2 separate regions of the Homo sapiens genome follow, and region 2 is linked to region 1. Evidence: chromatin contacts called from ENCODE Hi-C or POLR2A ChIA-PET data. All regions are on one chromosome and are shown on one strand. Each heading gives the region's core, a stretch centred on a gene start or an enhancer-like site at or near the end of the contact. The rest is flanking DNA. Distances are from core to core; before and after follow the strand shown. Region 1 holds the start of FARP2 (FERM, ARH/RhoGEF and pleckstrin domain protein 2). Region 2 holds the start of PDCD1 (programmed cell death 1).

What was found. A loop is a pair of places that touch in the nucleus more often than their neighbours do. ChIA-PET counts read pairs that join two places held with the same protein, here RNA polymerase II (POLR2A). Pooled maps may share reads with other maps.
Region 2: a loop to region 1 is called in a map with no recorded cell type, with 6 times the contacts of the local background. The contact joins the promoter of PDCD1 here to the promoter of FARP2 in region 1. A Hi-C loop is called at or near these places in 3 of 37 single-sample maps with no recorded cell type and 6 of 50 pooled maps. POLR2A ChIA-PET finds 5 or more read pairs at or near these places in 2 of 52 experiments (CD8-positive, alpha-beta memory T cell and T-cell).

What each region holds. Positions count from the first base shown.
Region 1 is chr2:241,355,035-241,360,004 of GRCh38, forward strand. FARP2 (FERM, ARH/RhoGEF and pleckstrin domain protein 2) reads left to right here and starts at 1,251. Exons shown (of 27, transcript NM_014808.4): 1 at 1,251-1,354. RefSeq lists a silencer at 1,039-1,588.
Region 2 is chr2:241,856,067-241,861,036 of GRCh38, forward strand. PDCD1 (programmed cell death 1) reads right to left here and starts at 2,828. Exons shown (of 5, transcript NM_005018.3): 1 at 2,697-2,828. The coding sequence starts at 2,772. LOC124908032 (a long non-coding RNA gene) reads left to right here and starts at 3,006. Exons shown (of 2, transcript XR_007088436.1): 1 at 3,006-4,011. LOC105373977 (a long non-coding RNA gene) reads left to right here. Exons shown (of 2, transcript XR_924076.2): 2 at 1-210. RefSeq lists an enhancer at 2,034-2,996.

The sequences.
Region 1 (4,970 bases), core at 1-2,500:
CACAGCACCATAGGAGGAGTCTCTTAAGTGCCCGGGTGTTTCCTGAAGTTAATTATTCCCTCAACAGCCACATGGTGACAGTGGGTGACAGGGCCGGGCTAGGAGAGCACGATGGGTAGGGTCTTGAAGAACACATAGGAGTTCAATGAACTTCTCAAGAGAAGGGAAGTGTGCCACAGCAAGTCAGTCTTCCATTCTCGGGTGGGGGTCCCTAGGCCAGAGGAAGGCCGTCCTGGCCGCCACCACGGAGCAGCCTGTCTCAGCCTTAGCACAGCCTCGCGCGATCCTTCGATGATCCCCTTCGGTCCCTGTAGTCCCACGAGGGATGCAATGCGTTGGAGGAAGGAGGAGGCTGGCAGCCAGGGACTGAGCCAAAGGGTGCAAGGACAGCCGGCAAGGCCCGGGCCAAGACCTATCCCCGCCCAGCGAGCCAGGCCTCGCCCAGCACCTATCCGCGCCCAGCAAGCCTAGGCCTCGCCCAGCACCTATCCGCGCCCAGCAAGCCTAGGCCTCGCCCAGCACCTATCCGCGCCCAGCGAGCCTAGACCTCGCCCAAGACCTAGCCCCGCCCAGCGAGCCGACTCCCCGCCCAGGACCTAGCCCCGCCCAGCGAGCCGACTCCCCGCCCAGGACCTAGCCCCGCCCAGCGAGCCGACTCCCCGCCCAGGACCTAGCCCCGCCCAGCGAGCCGACTCCCCGCCCAGGACCTAGCCCCGCCCAGCGAGCCGACTCCCCGCCCAGGACCTAGCCCCGCCCAGCGAGCCGACTCCCCGCCCAGGACCTAGCCCCGCCCAGCGAGCCGACTCCCCGCCCAGGACCTAGCCCCGCCCAGCGAGCCGACTCCCCGCCCAGGACCTAGCCCCGCCCAGCGAGCCGACTCCCCGCCCAGGACCTAGCCCCGCCCAGCGAGCCGACTCCCCGCCCAGGACCTAGCCCCACCCAACGAGCCGACTCCCCGCCCAAGATCTAGCCCCGCCCAGCGAGCCTTGGCTTCGCCTAGGACATTGCCTCGCTCAGCAAGCCGACGCCCCGCCCAACGAGCCGAGCGCTGCACAGATTTATATCCTACGCAGCTGCCTGCCTGCTCCCGCCCCTTCTCCGTCCGTTCACCAATCAGAACTCGATCTTGCGCTTTCAGGCCGCGGGACGGGAAGGCTCCGCCCTGGCGCCCCGCAGGCCAATCGACTGCGCGTCCGCGTCGCGGGGGCGGGGTCAGGGCGGGGCGCGCTGCGCGGGGGCTGCCGGCGGGCAGTTGGGAGCAGGCGACGCCGACGCGAGTCTGGCGGCTGCTGCTTGCGACTGCGGAGGCCGGGCGAGGCCGGTGAGGACGCGGCGGGCGAGCGAGAGGCCGAGGGTGAGGACGTGAAGCGGCCTGGGCGCGTGGGGCAGGGGTGGGCCTCTCCGGGTGGGCGGCGAAGCCCGAGGCCCGAGGCGAGAGGCCCAGGCGGGGGGGGCGCTGAGGCCGCGGTCCACCAGAGATGGTCCCGCCCGGCCTCTGAAGGCCATCGTGAGGCGGCTGGAGCTCCTAGGCGGGTCCGGGTTAGAGGAGCGTCCGTCTGTAGGGAGCCTGCCGCGTGGGGGCAGGCGGGGCGGTGGGCCGGGGAGTGGCCCGCGTGGACTCCCGGGTTGAGGGGTGCCGCGTGGAGGAGGCCGGTGGGGCTGTAGACCGGGGAGTGTCCCGCGTGGACTCGCGGGTTGAGTTGTGCCCCGTGGAGGCCGGCAGGGCCGTGGGCCGGGGAGTGTCCCATCCCGGAAGGACACCCCAGAGTGGGCCATAGGGACCCGCAGGGTATGGGCCTGGAGGTGCCTGGTGGAGGCATTTTGAGCCGTTTGCCTTTTTAGCATTTCTTTAAATTGTATCTTAAAGGTGGGAATCAAGTGTTAGGTGTTAATATTTTTACTCCACTAAGGGCTAGAAATACTCATAAGCCAGTGGGTAGCCTTTGGGAAACCCATGAAAACTGGGGACCAGAATATGGCCCAGTACATTACACACCCGAATTACGGGCACCTTTTCCGTTTACGCTATGGCAGCAACCCCTGGCCTATCATGTGCCATTAATGGATGTGAAAAGCAGAAATTAGAACAAGGCATCATTGAAGGAAAGATTGTCAATACATAGTGTTAAAAAGGGATGGGCAAATTTAAAACCCAAGGCCAAATCTTTAAAGGGTGGTTTTTCTCTCTGGGTTTTTGTTTTTGTTTTGTTTCCGTGGGATATTTTTGTCTGGGCCACTGTGTAAATGTTTGATAACCCTGAGGTGGCAGTGGGTTAGCGTGTTGGTCTTGTGTAGACTGCCTTATAACAGGCGACACAGATTTTCTCAGTACCAGAGAGATGGGAGAGGACATTTGAGGTAGGGAAGCATGGAGTAACCTTTACTTGTAGGCCAAATATAATTTAAATTTTCTACATCTGCTTGTTGAAAGTTTTGTTTTGTTTTGTTTTTTGAGGTCCTTAAAGGTTTAGGAAGCACTTCATGCTCGTTATTTATTCAGTTTTCCAAAACTCTTCAGAGACATGACCAAGTTGCACAGCCCCGTTTTAAAGTAGAGGAAAGGGAGGTTGAGAGAGGTGGAATGACCAGTTTAGGGTCACACCTAGGGTACTTGCAAATACCATCTGTACTTCTCATGTGCCCTATCCTTGTTGCAGATTCTCATTAGGTGGTTCACTGTTAACAAACTAAATGCTGATGATGCAGTTTCCTGGACTGCAGACGTTTGCTGGCTTATTTACCTATAGGACTATCAGTCGTTAGTAAATTTCCAGGTTCCTTGTATACTAATTCCTTTCCCAAAGAGGAAGTTGATATAAGGTGTATTCATTTCTCTCTGCCTCAGGTTCCTTATTCAAAAAATGAGTTTAAAATTTACTTGGCCAGGCACAGTGGCTGTAATCCCAGCACTTTGGGAGGCCGAGGCAGGCAGATTGCATGAGCTCAGGGGTTCCAGACCAGCCTGCTCAACAGGGCGAAACCCCATCTCTACTAAAAATACAAAAATTAGCTGGGCTGGTGGCGCACGCCTGTAATCATAGCTACTTGAGAGGCTGAGGCACGAGAATCACTTGAACCCAGGAGGTGGAGGTTGCATTGAGCCAAGATTGTGCCACTGCACTTCATCCTGGGCGACAGAGCGAGACTCTGTCTCAAAAAAATAAAAAAATAAATAAAAAAAGCTGTGTTAACAAGATGCCTGGCACAAGGTAAGTGCTTAATAAATGTTAGCCATTATTATTATCAGGTGGACAAATAATCCGAGTAGAAAGTAGAACAAGCTAACCCTGGATATTTACAAAAAACAGTAGAGAAAAAATTAGGCAATAATTAAGCAAATTTATCCTGTTTAGAGGGAATGGTATGAACTGGATTGCCAAAGCAAAGATCAATGCATGGGCAATTCCATGTGAGCTCATTTAAATCCATTTGGCCCAAAGAATTCAGTTGCTTCCTTCCTTTCCAAACACCCCTGCTTCTAGTCACATCAATACCTCTTCTATATTCGGACAGTAACAGATTTTTCTTACTGCTGCTTGTCCTTTCAGTTTTGTTCTTATTTTTCCTTCACCCACTTTCATATCAGCTTGCCAGCTTCCCCTTTACTCAGTGCGTCATGAGCTTCATAAACACAGCATAGTGCTAGATATACAGGCAAAACCCCATTGTAGTGTTGGATACTGAGCTGAGGTAATTCCGGTCATGTTCTCTGAGATCAGAATATAGAGTCCTTTGACCATAGCGTATTTGTCAATGCCACAGGGAGTTGAAAAGTTGAGGATCCTACAAAGCAATATGATAAAGCCCAGTCTTTGGTGATTTTCTGGGGAGCGTTTAGTTGACAGTGATTCTATAAATTGGTCTAATCTTTTTGGAAAGTAGCAGTATGTGGCAAAGATTTTGATTTTGGAATCACACTTTTCAAAACAATCTGATAAACTTTGTTGTGTCAGTAGGGTAGAGTACTCCATAGCAAGTAAACATGCTTCCACAAGCTGAATCCCATCCTCCCATCCAAGGAAAATTTGAACCATTTTGATCCATGGAAATATGCTTTAAAATGTGACTTAACTGAAAAGTTGAAATGGTGTGTACACAGCAATCATAGTGTTGTAAAAATACATGAGGAGGTGAACAGGATCAGGAGGGTAGTTAGAGTGTTGTAAGTGGTTTTATTTTAAGAGTCATGAATTGTTTTCCCCTAAACTGGTGTTTTAGCTTATTGCCATTTTAAAATTCAAAAACAAAAAGGCCCTATAATGTTGTAGGATGCAGTGATGAATCTTGCTTAATCCCATCTTTCCCCTTCCCCGCCCATCCTCCTGATTGCTTCCCAAAATGAAAATGTGGTCATGTCCTATCCCAGCTGCAAAACCTACTTTGGTATGAGATTCCAACCAGTTGGCCCACTAGAGCTCGCGCAGCACAACCCCAGGCCACCTCCCCACCTCCCCTCGGGTGTCTCAGCCCAACTATACTCATCCTTTCCCAGCTGCTCCTGCAGTTTCTATGTAGTCCTCTGCCTGTGCACACACTATGTCCTTTGTCCACCTGGTCTCCTGTTCCCCTGTGAGGAAAGCTGCTCCAGGTCAGGCTAGCCAGCGGTGCTGCCTCTTTCTTTCTGCTCTCTCTGTGACTGCAGTGGGCAGGTAGTACTGGTTACTTTCTCAGTCGTCTCCCTTTCTGAATTAAACTTCTGTATCTTTGTGTGCTCTGTGCACACCATGCAATCACGATGGGGTTGAGGCCGCTTGTGGAGCTGAGTGACTGCTAACAAATCACTAACCTTTCTGAGCCTGAGTTCCTTGATGCCAGCTGCACATGGTTATTGTGAGGATTAAATGAGATGACATAAGCGAAGGGCTTGACATGCATCTCCTTGCAGTGGTGGTCATACAGGACACGGTAGCTGTTGTAATGTGTACCAGTGCATTTTTGAGGCCTTGTCTTGGACCTTGTCCTCTTGATGA
Region 2 (4,970 bases), core at 1,578-4,077, 500 kb after region 1:
CAGAGCCTGGGGGATGCTTCTGAACCCAGGAACACAGAGGGTGGCCACAAAACCCCCCAGCCAGGAGAAGCTGAGCAGAGCCCTCTCGGAGCACAGGGAGCCGACCCTGTGGCCCCTCGGTCCTGCATGTCCAGCCCCCCACGGCGGGAGGACAGGCTCTGTTTTTAAGCCACAGCCGGGAGAGGCTGAGCAGAGCCCCTCAGAGCACAGGGGAGCCGACCCTGCGGAGCTCCATCCTGCACGTCCAGCCCTCAGTCGGCGAGAGGGCAGGCTCTGTTTAAAAGCCACTCGGTCGGCGGAGCTTTGTCATGGCAGCTCCAGCCGCCCAGTCCCCAAAGCAAATGTGTCAATATTCTTAGTTATTGATTCTAGGTGAGGGATATTCATTGTTTTTAAACGTTTTTGTATATTTTTCAAAATAGTCCGTTTAAAATCTGACTTCAAAAGTTTGACTTTAAAAATCAGACTTTAAAAATATGTGTCATGGAGGCCAGATGCAGTGGCTTATGCCTGTAATCCCAGTACTTGGGGAGGCTGAGGTGGGAGGACCATTTGAGCCCAGCCTGGGGAACATAGCGAGACCCTGTCTCTAAAAAAAATGGAAGAAATTAGCCTGGCAGGGTGGCACGTGCCTATAGTCCCAGCTACTCTGGAGGCAGAGGTGGGAGAATTGCTTGAGCCCCGGAGGTCGAGTGAGCCGAGATCACACCACTGCACTCCAGCCTGGGTGACAGAGCAAGACCCTGTCACTAAAAGAAACAAACAAAAAAGTGTCAGGGGCTGGGCTGGGTAGTTTTCACAGATGACCCGATTTAATCCTCAGGACGCAGCCTTGCCAGGAGGCGTCCTCACCCATGACCCAAAGCACACGGAGAAGTCAGTAAGGGGCCAAGTCCTGTCGAAGGCCCAGAGCTCAGCAGTGGCAGCGCTGACTGGAGCTCACAGTGGTCCCACGCCAAAGCAGAGGCTCTTATTTATGCTCCTGCCCTCGGACGGGGCCAATAAGCAGCCGGGTTGGGGATATCTCATAAAACACAAGGGAAGCACACACCTGAGGTGGGAGTGGTGGCCCCGGGAATGACCGAATGGCGAACGCAGTGAATAGATCAGGAGGGAAAAGAGGCATCCTGGAATGAAGACCACTGCGGCCGGGGTGGCCACATCTGGGTCAGGACCCACAGGACCCCAGTCATGCCCACTGCGCCTTGCTGAGTGCCCTGTGCTGTTACCAGTGGGGAAACCGAGGCATGCCACCTGTGAGAGTCTTGTCCGGCACAAGCGCGGGCACCTGAGGCACGAGTGTCAGGCTGCGGACACCTTGCTCTTATCTTTCCCGCCTGGGTCGGGGAGGGTGGCGTCCCGAGGGCGTGCCTGAAGAGCCGGGACACGGGGGGAGAGGCTCGGCTCCCCTCCTGCCTCGCTCAGCTCCCCCTCCCCTGTGACGAGCGCCCCTCTGCCCTCTGGTTCCCCCGCAGTCGTCTCCCTGGGATGCCTTTTGGCCCTTTGCTCTTTGCCTTTTGCCCAGAATCTCCAGTTCTGAGTCCTGAGTGACCCACGGGCCAACCTTAAGAGGTGGCGCTGAGGCAGGAAGGCACGGCCCTGACAAGGATGCTGCCTCAGGTGCCGGGGAGCAGGCCCCGGGAGAGGGGCCGAGGTGGGGAACCCCCAGTCGCCTGCCACAGTGAAGGGGCACCAGGACCCCCGGGGCAGGAGCCTCGAGGGGGTGTCAGGGCGGCCCCAGGGGTGCCCCTCATCTTGTCCTCCCAGTGGTGTCACACCCCGGTACCCAGCAGGGCCCAGAGGGACTGTCTTAGGCTTGGCCTGGGTGAAACCACCCTCCCCAGGCCTTGGCATCCCCAGGTGCAGGCTGGCTGGGCACAGAGGGCCAGCCGGGCACAGAGGGTCCAGGAGCGGGCTGTGGTCACAGTGTACACAGAGGGCCCAGGGTCACGGGCAGCCCAGGAAGAGGCTCCCTCTCTCCTCGATCCGGGAGAGTGAGGCCAAGGCCTCCCCCACGGATGGTCTGAACAGGGCTCGGGGAGAGCCCTGGAATCTGGGCAGAGACCCAGGCGGGCACAATCCCCACCCAGGAGGGATCCTGGAGACAGAAGAACTGTCCTCACTCGAACAGGTACACTTTGGATATAATGAGAAAAATATCACCAGCTCATCTAAACTTTGACGTCGTAAAGCCAAGGTTAGTCCCACATGGGGCTCATCCCATCCTTAGGAAAACTCGAGTGAGGACCAAGGATGCCTGGGCAAGGCAGAGCCGCCACGCAGACTCCCCACGGCCAAGGTTTGGGGTTCTGGCCAGCCTGACCCGTCATTCTACAGAAACACGCAGCCCCAAGGACCGGCTGAGAGGGGACAGAGGTCCTGCCTGCCCAGGAGCAAAGAGGGGACTTGGGCCAGGGGAGGAGTTGGGGCCCAGAGAGGAACCCAGGAGTTCGAGCTGCCCAAAGCCACACAGCTCAGGGTAAGGGGCAGAGCTGGGGGCCAAGGCTGGGCCTGCCACAGCACCCCCCGACCTGCCAGGGACTGAGAGTGAAAGGTCCCTCCAGACCCCTCGCTCCGGGACCCCTGGGCTGCCAGGGCCAGGCCCGCCTCAGCACCCCCCGACCTGCCAGGGACTGAGGGTGGAAGGTCCCTCCAGACCCCTGGCTCTGGGACACCTGACCGCCGACCCCACCTACCTAAGAACCATCCTGGCCGCCAGCCCAGTTGTAGCACCGCCCAGACGACTGGCCAGGGCGCCTGTGGGATCTGCATGCCTGGAGCAGCCCCACCAGAGTGCCGCCTTCTCCACTGCTCAGGCGGAGGTGAGCGGAAGGGAAACTGTCCCAGGTCAGGTTGAAGGGAGGGTGCCCGCCCCTTGCTCCCGCCCCCTCTTCCTCCACATCCACGTGGGCGAGAGTGACAGAGGCAGTGCTGGGGGAGGAGGGGTGAGGAGGGGGTAGGACTGGGGAGAGGGTGGGGGAGGGAGAGAGAGACAGAGACAGGGAGACAGAGGAGATGGGGAGGAGGTGGGCCCGTGGCCCCCACGCCCTACCCCGTGGGGGTCTCCCCAGCTCAGGGCCCCTTCCTCCTCTGTGTCTCTGCTCACTGCTGTGGCCTCTTTCCATATCCCGCCCGAGCTGCCCCTCCTGAGGCTGCCGGGTGGGGGCAGGCCCTTCTCCTCCCCCATCCCCCCCATCTCCCTGGGGGCCGGGCCTCCCTGCCTGGGGAAGGTGGGTGGCCCCCTCTGGGCTCAGGTTCCTGGGCTGCAGTGAGGGGTGGGCTCAACCCCACTCCCATTCTGTCGGAGCCTCTGGGAGCCTCCCGGCTGCCCACAGCCTCTGCCCCTGCTGGGGGCAGGTGCCTGGCCTCTGCCTTCCCGGCCCATCCCCCTTCGCTGGGGCACAGGTGACCCTACTGAATGACAACTGTCCATGGCTAATCGGCTCCCCCTCAAAGCTTCCACCTTGTGGATGGCCTCACACCATGGCCACAGTTCCAGATCTTTCCACCGTGTGATGCCTGCAACAGCCTGACGGGGGGGCTGGGGCGGTGGCAGGGGCTGGCTGTGAGGCTGACCTCCCCTTCCAGCCTTGACCTTCTTCCCCGGGGCCCTGCCCTCCAGCCCACTCGTGCCAGGGTGGGGTGGTTCAGGGGGTCCAGTGCCTGGGCCTGGCTGGCGGCCCGGCGTTTGTGAAATGGCTTGCTTATCTCCTTGTATTCTGTGCTGAGCATTTTATTACAGCGAATGGAAAACAGGAGAAATGAAACTGCTGATATTAGTGATGAGATGCGTCAGGCTCATCAGCTTAAAATAACCGAAGCGAGGCTAGAAACCGCCTGACAGCTGGCGCGGCTGCCTGGCTCCGAGAGACACTCGGCCCGGCTCTGAAGGGAAAACATTAAAGCACCGAAACAGTGGAAAAAGAGCATCAAAGATGATGTCTGCGAGGCGCGGCCACGGCGAGGAAGCTCTCGTTTATGAACAAAGGGCCACTCCCGGGTCTCAGAGATGTGAGGCTGTGTGGGTGGCTTGGTGGGGAGGTGGGGGGGGCCCAGCTGGCCAGGTGGGCTTGGCGGGGGGCCCCCAGGGAGCCTGGCAGCACCCACTGTGCTGCCAGACAGCTAAGGTGGCCCGCAGCAACTGTCTCCTGGCACACCCACCCTTGTGCCTCAGGGGCTGGGGCTCTGGGGCTGGAGAACTGTTGGTTGGTAGGTGCCTCCATAGCCCTGTGCCTCGCCCAGGCAGTGGATAAGTGGCTAAGCTGCCCCTGCTGGCTGTACTTGTCCTGAAGGCAGATTCTGGACAGAACCTCCCTCTGCCCCCAGCCCTGTAGAGCCTTGTTCCAACCTCTGTTGAATGCTGTCTCTGTTCCAGGGCAGCAGTGGGCCTTCCTCAAGGCTCTGAGCTTTGTGGGACGAAGCTGTCCTCTGAGGACTGGGAATGCCACTGTGTGGGCTGGAGGGGAGGCTGGGCCCAGGAGGTGGGCTCTGAGATGGGAGATGCTATCAGACCCCTGGAAGGTCTCCTCACCACCAAGGCCCTGCCCCCAAAATTCCACCTGCCAGGGCTTGGACACATGTCCTGGAGTAGGGGGCGGGCACAGGGAGAAACCCAGCTTCCATCCTACCCCTTCCTTCCTTCTCCTTCTCCCACCCCTCTCCTCTCTCCCTGCAGTTCTTCCCTGTCACCCACTCTCCTTCCCTCCTCCTCTCAGTCCCACTGAAGGCCCCTGGGCCATGGGAGAGGAGACCTGGTGGGGTGGGCCCAGCGTGGAGCCAGGGGACTGCGGCCACTGAGGCCAGGGCTGCCTGATGGTCTCTCCACATTGCTACTCGCTGGAGCACCTGCAAAGAGACACATGGACCCAGGGAGGGTCTGCAGGGCTGCGAGGGGTCTGAGCCTGGAGAGCACAGGGCCTGCAGGGATGCAGGCATTGGGCATTGGGCCTGGACTAGTAGGCTGAACCTAC